Regions from separate parts of the Homo sapiens genome. Here region 1 is linked to region 2. A link is a contact called in ENCODE Hi-C or POLR2A ChIA-PET data. All regions are on one chromosome and are shown on one strand. The core of a region is the stretch at or near the end of the contact, and the rest is flanking DNA. Distances in the headings are between cores, read along the strand shown. Region 1 holds the start of DYNLL1 (dynein light chain LC8-type 1). Region 2 holds the start of PXN (paxillin).

Evidence for each region. A loop is a pair of places that touch in the nucleus more often than their neighbours do. ChIA-PET counts read pairs that join two places held with the same protein, here RNA polymerase II (POLR2A). Pooled maps may share reads with other maps.
Region 1: a pooled map shows a loop between it and region 2 (5-fold over the local background). The contact joins the promoter of DYNLL1 here to the promoter of PXN in region 2. A Hi-C loop is called at or near these places in 6 of 50 pooled maps. POLR2A ChIA-PET finds 5 or more read pairs at or near these places in 2 of 52 experiments (H1 and naive thymus-derived CD4-positive, alpha-beta T cell).

The regions. Positions count from the first base shown.
Region 1 is chr12:120,494,237-120,498,497 of GRCh38, forward strand. DYNLL1 (dynein light chain LC8-type 1) reads left to right here and starts at 1,877. Exons shown (of 3, transcript NM_003746.3): 1 at 1,877-1,980; 2 at 2,180-2,317; 3 at 3,837-4,257. The coding sequence starts at 2,186. The coding sequence ends at 3,974. It overlaps NRAV (negative regulator of antiviral response), which reads right to left and starts at 1,710. Exons shown (of 2, transcript NR_038854.1): 1 at 1,587-1,710. RefSeq lists silencers at 1,421-1,470, 1,761-2,280 and an enhancer at 1,535-2,201.
Region 2 is chr12:120,264,024-120,268,275 of GRCh38, forward strand. It overlaps PXN (paxillin), which reads right to left and starts at 1,707. Exons shown (of 15, transcript NM_001385981.1): 1 at 1,594-1,707. The coding sequence starts at 1,606. RefSeq lists silencers at 1,425-1,574, 1,735-2,014.

The DNA.
Region 1 (4,261 bases), core at 627-3,126, 230 kb after region 2:
ATTGATATGCATATGTTGAACCTGAAAAGGTTCTAATTATTGCCATTTTTTTCCTTTTTTTTTTTTTTGAGACGGAGTTGCCCAGGCTGGAGTGCAATGGCGCGATCTCGGCTCACTACAGACTCTGTGTCCCGGGTTCAAGTGATTCTCCTGCCTCAGCCTCCTGAGTAGGTGGGATTACAGGCACGTGCCACCATGCCCAGCTAATTTTGTATTTTTAGTAGAGATGGGGTTTCTCCATGTTGATCAGGCTGGTCTCAAACTCCTTACCTCAGGTCATCCACCCGCCTCGGCCTCCCAAAGTGCTGGGATTATAGGCATGAGCCACCGCACCCGGCCTATTCCCATCTTTTTCTTTCTGGAGTTGTGTGCCTCTGCTCAAATTGTTTTATTTTTATTTTTTGAGATGGGGTTTGGCCATATTGCCCAGGCTGGTCTCCAACTACTGAGCTCAAGCGATCCCCTTGACTCGGCTTCTCAAAGTGCTGGGATTACAGGTGTGAGCCATCATGCCCAGCCACAAATTGTTTTAAGGAGTAATGAGAGTAGATGGTCAGAGGAAAATGTAGAAATGTAAATAGGAAGCTTCCAGATACATGATTAACCTGATAACTTATTTATGGAGGTTCGAAAAATACATTATAGGCATTTCAGAGCTGGTTGTTCAAAACCTTGCTGTGGCCTTTGGGATAGTTGTATAAACTGACAATTATTGATAAGATTCATTGATCATTTACTATGTGCCTCACATTGTGCTGAGAGAACTTCAAATGTTTAATACTGCTAACAAGCGTATGAACTGGTTTCCTTTTACATTTAGTCCTCCTTTACTTAAAGAAGACATTCAAATAGCTAGTAAATGACAGTGCTGGGATTTAAATCCAGATCTGACTTGTCCCTCAACTCCCCCAAGATCTTGCTTTTTTAACCACTTCGTGTCTCCTCCCTAAGCCAGAGGGGACGTCATCTCTCTAACGGCCGCTTTTTCGTCCATTAGAATACCTCCTCCTCAGAGATAAATCCCAACCAAGAATCTCTCCCACACAGGAAAGACTGCCTCACCTGAGCAAGAAGCTTCACCCTGGACAAAAACCCCGGGGCTCAACACTCCCAAATCCACCCGGATCCCCATCCCCAACCCCTTAAAGGATGTCCGCATTGCTTGGCAGAGACCCCACTCTTGGGGATAATCCCTTAATTCGTAAGGAAACACCCTCCCTCCTTGAAGCCCTCCCTCAATCCTGAGGATGCCCTCCCCTAAATATTTCAGAGCAGAACCGACTACAAATGGGGCCCAGTGCAAAATGAAAACGTAAGGGTCCCTCCTGTGAGACTGCACTGCTGGTTTACCCACGAAGCCGGCCCTGCTTCAGAGATACCCTTTCAGTAAAGGGAGAGGCCACCTCTGTCGTAATCCTGCTAACCTGGGGTGCGAGATCATGCGACCTGTCGTGGTGGGGGGGCGGGGGGGTGGGGGCAGGAATGGCCACCAACTTCTAGAGACTGTTGTTCGAGAACACACCCTGGGACAACCTCCGTGAATTTGGAATCACTTCCCTTGGCCCCGGCAGAAGCTCCCTTCCTACCTCTCCAGACAGCTGGGTGGTCCTCGTAACCCGGCCGGGGCTCCACCTTCTGGGTGTGTGGGCCTCGTAGCGTGCGGCCCATTGCCCGGGCAACCGACGCCGTGAGCGGTGCATTGTGGTCTGCAACAAAATGCAGGAGAAAGATCCTGAGGGAACCATGGAGTCAATGGACCAATGGAAGAATGCCGTGGGCTGCGTCAAGCCAATAGGGTCGCGCGGCGAGGGGCGGGGCCGGCGGGAGCAGGGCGGGGCCTGAGCACTAGGCGGCGGCGGCTGGCGTGGGGCTGCTTAGATGCGCCACGGTTTCGGTAGCGACGGTATCTCTAGCCGGGCCTGAGCTGTGCTAGCACCTCCCCCAGGAGACCGTTGCAGTCGGCCAGCCCCCTTCTCCACGGTGAGAAACTCGGGGGGCCAGGGGGTGTCCTCGCTGCCTTATTTCGCCCCACTCCGGACTTAGCCCTCCGCGTAGCCCGCGCTTCCTGAGAAGTGGGGTGGGGGGCGTCGTCCCGTGGTGGCGCCGGCCGGGGTGGGGGCAGTTAGTGCCTGGGGGGCGCGGCCCAACTCAACCCCTTACCCCAGGCCTTGCCCACTAGGTAACCATGTGCGACCGAAAGGCCGTGATCAAAAATGCGGACATGTCGGAAGAGATGCAACAGGACTCGGTGGAGTGCGCTACTCAGGCGCTGGAGAAATACAACATAGAGAAGGACATTGCGGCTCATATCAAGAAGGTGAGGATGGGCGCGGGGGCCGATACGCAGCCGGGAGCAGGGGGTTCCTTCCCCCCGATCCTGCTTTCCTAAGGGCGCCTGACAGGTCCCGGGAATACTGCTGGCGGCTTGGGGCGTAGAAGCTTCCAGAAAGGACGCAGATGCATTTTGCGCTCCTGTGGAGAAGACCAGACCCCCGGCGTCCGAAGTTTTTTTTTTTTTTTTTTTAATTACCCAGCTCCGCGGGGGGAAAGCGCCACCTAGCAACGGTATCTAAGATCAGGGAGCAGCGGTTCCCCCTTCTGTGTGGTTCCTGCGCCGAGGATCCATCTGGGTGTTCCGGAGGGGGGAGCTGCGTGGGTGTTTCCAGCCGGGCCGGGAGGAGATCTTGCCAGCCTTCCAGTGGGGAGTTGAGGGAAGGTGGTGGGTGGTGGCGGGGCTGGGGGCTGGGGTAGGGGCTTGGTAAATGGCAGTCTAGAAAGCCGGCAGGACTGCCAACTTCTCGAGCAGTGTTTGCTGGAAGGGAAGAAAGCTGGCAGCCTAAGCCGTGGGAGGGTTCCAGTCGAGAATGGGAAGATGAAAGACTTCAGATGGAACAGAAATAAATGCCTTTTTTGACAAACGCAGCAGTGCGTGCCTCTAGCTTGCAAGAGCGTTACTCCCCTTCATAGCTTTAAAAGGTTTTCGCACTGCGTGCAGTTAGAGTAGCTAAATCTTGTGTGACGCTCCACAAACACTTGTAAGAATTTTGCAGAGAAAGATAACCGTTGCCACCCAATGCCCCCCACAGGCATTCTACTCCCCAGTACCTCTTAGGGTGGGAGAAATGGTGAAGAGTTGTTCCTACAACTTGCTAACCTAGTGGACAGGGTAGTAGATTAGCATCATCCGGATAGATGTGAAGAGGACGGCTGTTTGGATAATAATTAAGGATAAAATTTGGCCAGTTGACAGATTCTGTTTCCAGCAGTTTTTACAGCAACAGTGGAGTGCTTCAGTATTGTGTTCCTGTAAATTTAATTTTGATCCGCAATCATTTGGTATACAATGCTGTTTGAAGTTTTGTCCTATTGGAAAAGTCTTGTGTTGCAGGGGTGCAGTTAAGATCTTTGTGATGAGGAATGGGATGGGCTAATTTTTTGCCGTTTTCTTGGAATTGGGGGCATGGCAAATACAGTAGGGTAGTTTAGTTCTCTACACAGAACATGATAAACTACACCTGTTGATGTCACCGTCTGTCAATGAATATTATAGAAGGTATGAAGGTGTAATTACCATAATAACAAAACACCCTGTCTTTAGGGCTGACCTTTCGTCCTTTGACCTCCTCAGCCTCCATTCCCATCTTCGCTCAGACTGCAAGTATGTTTGTATTAATGTACTATGTAGGCGGCTTGGAGCTGGGGAACATTCTTTCATTCTAAGAATTTGCAGATGCTGACGTTCCTCCTTTCTGCCCCTACAGGCTCTGGCTTATCCAAGAGGCAAACACTGACCTCTGGTAATTAAAATCCTAGTTCTTTTCTTTTGTCTTTTCCAGGAATTTGACAAGAAGTACAATCCCACCTGGCATTGCATCGTGGGGAGGAACTTCGGTAGTTATGTGACACATGAAACCAAACACTTCATCTACTTCTACCTGGGCCAAGTGGCCATTCTTCTGTTCAAATCTGGTTAAAAGCATGGACTGTGCCACACACCCAGTGATCCATCCAAAAACAAGGACTGCAGCCTAAATTCCAAATACCAGAGACTGAAATTTTCAGCCTTGCTAAGGGAACATCTCGATGTTTGAACCTTTGTTGTGTTTTGTACAGGGCATTCTCTGTACTAGTTTGTCGTGGTTATAAAACAATTAGCAGAATAGCCTACATTTGTATTTATTTTCTATTCCATACTTCTGCCCACGTTGTTTTCTCTCAAAATCCATTCCTTTAAAAAATAAATCTGATGCAGATGTGTATG
Region 2 (4,252 bases), core at 457-2,956:
GTGAAAAAAAAAAATACCTGCCTGGAAGCCATGCCAACCTTGAGCACACTGGAAAAATGGGTGCCAAGCCTGACCCAAAGGCAGAACCACGCTTGGCAGCCATCTCACTCTGCAAAACAGGCAGGACCCTACACCAACCCCAGCTCCAGGATCTCAGGGGCACCCTGATCCCAAAAGGAAGCTGGAGGGAAGCAGTCAAGTCCAGCACCTACAAATAGCCAGTCTTAACTTAGTGCCCGGCGCTGCTTGGTAGAGGTCCATCAGTCCTGTCTGCTGAATCTACTCCTCAGAGCCTGGGACAGAGGAAGCATCAGTGGTCACACAAGCCACCCACAGTCCAGAGAGGAAAGACAAGGCTCCTGCAGAGAAGAAACGTTGCCCCCCTCCTCACCTCCCAAGCTCAGGGCCCTCCAGCTACAGGCGTGAAGGGGAGGGAGAGACAGCGAATCCTCCCACTCCTGCGTTCACGCCACCCAAGGCATTCCTAGAACCCTGGCACCAACCCCCTTGGGTTTAGAGTCGGCTTCCAGGAGATACTTTCTTTCCCCTAACACCAGATCAAGACTGGACTGAAAAGAGTAGCCTTGGGGCTCCAATAACAGGAAAACAGTAAAACTCTGTTCTGGGCATCCTGTCCTCTTTCACCTGCGTGGCTTCCAGCAGGGCCTGACGCAGAGAGGGTGGAGGGGACTCTGCTAGCCAGGACACGTTCAGGGATGGTCATACCTTGGGGCCCACCTTCCACCTCATTCCCCTGGCATTTCACCAGAATCTAGGGGTGGGGAGAGAATCAGGACTCCCAAATTACCGTTCTAGACTTAGATACCATGGTAGACGGACTGGTCTGTGAATTGAGGGGCTGGTCCACAGAGCGGGGAGGTCAGTGAGAGAAAATGAGTGATGGGTCCTTGAAACGGGGTGACCAGATTTGAAGTGGGGGGTCAGAAGAGCAGGCAGACTGGGAAACTTGTCTTTGAAATGGGGGTGTGGTCATCACACGCTCATCTCTAGCTTTTGCATCTGACTTGTGAAATGAAAGGGGTGGGCTCCGAGGGGTTATCCCTGAAGGGGGGTGCTAGTCTGTGAAGTGGGGGGCGGCCCTGGAGGGACGGGGAGCAGGTCGAGGAAATGAGGGAGCAGCCCATGAGATCGGGCAGCTGCTCCCCGAGTTGGGCGGTCGATCTGTGAGGTGGGGGTGGGGAGAGGTCTGCGAGGTGAGGGTCCCGTAGCTGACGAGGTGGTCTGCCGCAGGAAGTCTCGTCCCTGCAGCGGACGGGGTGGGTCCCTGAGGGGCGGGCTGGTCCCTGGGGCCCTTCTGGGAGATGGTGATGGGTCCCCGAGGTCGGGGGTCCAGAGGTGAAGCCGTCCCAGACGGGGGGTCGCTGCTGTGCGGTCGGTGCCGGGGCCGGCCTGGCCCGAGACTAAGGCCCGGTTAGGGATCCCAGCCCCGCGGAGCCCCGGCCGGCAGGGACAGGAGCTGAGGCCGGGGCCGCCGAGGGTGGGATCCCGCGGCCCCTGCCGCTCGCTGGCGCCCTCCTGGCCCCAAGCTGCGCGCCTCTCGCCTCCTCCTCCCTCGGCCTCCCGCTCACTCACCGAGGTCGTCCATGGCCGGACCACGGGCGCCGGCTCAGGGTCGCGCTAGCTGCCCGTCCCGGGGCCGCTCGTCTATGCCCCGCAACTTTTCCGCCGCGAGCCTCGGCCCGGAACGGAACGCGCCGCCGCCGCGCGCGCCCGCGCCCGCGCCCGCCGCGCGCCCCGCCCCCGGCCGCCCCCTGTGCACGCGCGCCCCGCCCCCGGACACCCCCGCGAGCTTGCTGGCCCCGCCCCCTGCGCACGCTGGTCCCGCCCCCGCCAAGAGCCCGGGCAGTGGGCGTCGCTGGGCGGGGCGGTGGCGCCCCCTCGCGGCTAAGCGGGCAGGTGGGCGGCTCCCAGGCCTCCAGCCACTCCCATCCATCTTTCTGTCCCTCTCAAAGTCACTTGCCTGACCCTGCGGATGACAAATCCGTCCACAGTCAGCCATGTGTCTGTGCATTCGTCAGCCACTGGGTCATCACATGCCTGTCCACTGGACAGTCAGTTTTGCCCACCTGTCCGTCTGTCACCTGTAGGTCACCACCCAGGAGGACCATAAATCAGTACCAGGCAAGGCCCGGAGCCCGTGGCTGACCTTTCCTGGGGTCGTCCTCTGGATCAATGGCAGTGCAGCTCGCAGTTCACCCTTTCTGGCCCAAACCCAATACCTGTGTGGTTCCATCTCTCTTAATATTACTTCCACACAGCCACCCTCCCTAGACACTTTTCCAAAACTGCATGGGGCAGAGGGGTCCCCAGATTAGACATTAAAGGGAAAACTACAGGAAAGTCACACCCAGTGCTCCCACACACTCGGAAATTGGGTAATAATAACAACTACCATTTATTGAGTGTCTGAATAGACAGACACTATATAGCTATTCTCTAAATTAATCCTCCTAGAGGTACTTCCCTACCCGTTGGGATGGGTGATGGCAGTTTGTGGATTTTATATAAAACTGCTCTGCAAGTACAGCTTCGAGTTCCCCTTGTCCCTCAAGAATCCAGGCCTTCTGGGTCAGATCAGGTCCTCCAGAAAGCAGATGAGATGCTGAGATAAAGCTAGGGGTAATGCCCGTGACAGAGAAGGGGAAATAAGCAGGGTTGGGCAAGGAGACTCAGATCTGACAAACAGGTCAACCCATCAGGGAATTCCAGGACAAAAAAAATGAGAAGTCTCCTTGGGCAGAAGTATCCGGGTTCCAATGCTCCCACCATGTTCAGTCATTTTATAAAGGCAGATCCAAGCAGCTTCTGTGGCTGCCACATTCTCCTATAATAAATTCAAGACCAAAGACTGTTCCTCAAACACTCTATTGCGTGGTTTTCCAGCATCTTGCACATACCTCTATTTTGTTTTAGTTTTTGTGTTTTTGTTTTTGTTTGAGATGGAGTCCCAATCTGTCGCCCAGGTTGGAGTGCAGTGGTGCAATCTCAGCTCACTGCAACCTCCGCCTCCCAGGTTCAAGTGATTCTCCTGCCTCCTGCTGGGATTACAGGCGCATACCACCATGCCTGGCTAATTTTTGTATTTTTAGTAGAGATGGGGTTTCACCATGTTGGCCAGGCTGGTCTTGAACTCCTGATCTCAGGTGATCTCCTGCCTCCTGGTGGGATTACAGGCGTGTACTACCATGCCTGGCTAATTTTTGTATTTTTAGTAGAGACAGGGTTTCACCATGTTGGCCAGGCTGGTCTTGAACTCCTGACTTCAGGTGATCCGCCCCCCTCAGCCTCCCAAAGTGCTGGGATTACAGGTGTGAGCCACCACGCCCAGCCTGTTTTTGTGTTTTTAAGACACAGTCTTGCTTTGTTGCGTAGGCTGGGATGATGAATAAGACTAACATGATGTCTACCTTCTTGAATCTAAAGGTGCACGCAAAAGAGCAAAGTGGTTAGCATGAAGGATGAGTAGCCTCGCCCCACTCCCAGCTGTGTGGAACAGCATGTGCAAAGGTCTGTAGACAAGACATTTAATACTGACCACAAGCCTAGGAGATGAGCATTGTTAGCCCCTTTTACAGCTGGAAGAGTTGAGAGTCAGAGGTTGAATTACTCCAGGTCATACAGCTAATAAGTAAGGAAACTGAGATTTGAACCTGGGGAGGCTTATGCCAAGGCCTGGTTATGAAACGGCTAAGTGAAACTGCTAACAACTTAGACCAACCCCAGGGCATACGCTTGTCCACTTCTCCAAAGGTCTAAAACCTTTCTTTTTCAAAGCTGTGTGGTCTGGAAATGCGAGGCACCCATTGAATGGGCAAGTTTCCCATTGCTATGCAGAGTTCTAAAGAGAACTGAAGCTTCAGAGTTGAGTGCTGGTGCACTCGAACACTCAGGTCCCTGCCAGGGATTTCCTCATGTAAATCATTCCTAAACCCCCATTTCCTCCCTGGCTTCCTTCTTCCCTTGGACTCTCACCCCACAGCAATTAAACTTGGTGTCTAGTTCAGGCTGCTACAACAAAATACTGTAGACCGAGTGACTTATAAACAACAGAAATTATTTTTTCACAGTTTTGGAGGCTGAAAGTTCAAGATCAGGGTGCCAGCACAGTCAGGTTCTGGTGAGGGCCCTCTTCTGGGTTGCAGACTGTTGACTTTTTGTACCCTCACACGGCTCAAAGAGGGTCCCTTTAATAAAGGCACTAACTAATCTCTTTCATGAGGGCCCTGCCCTC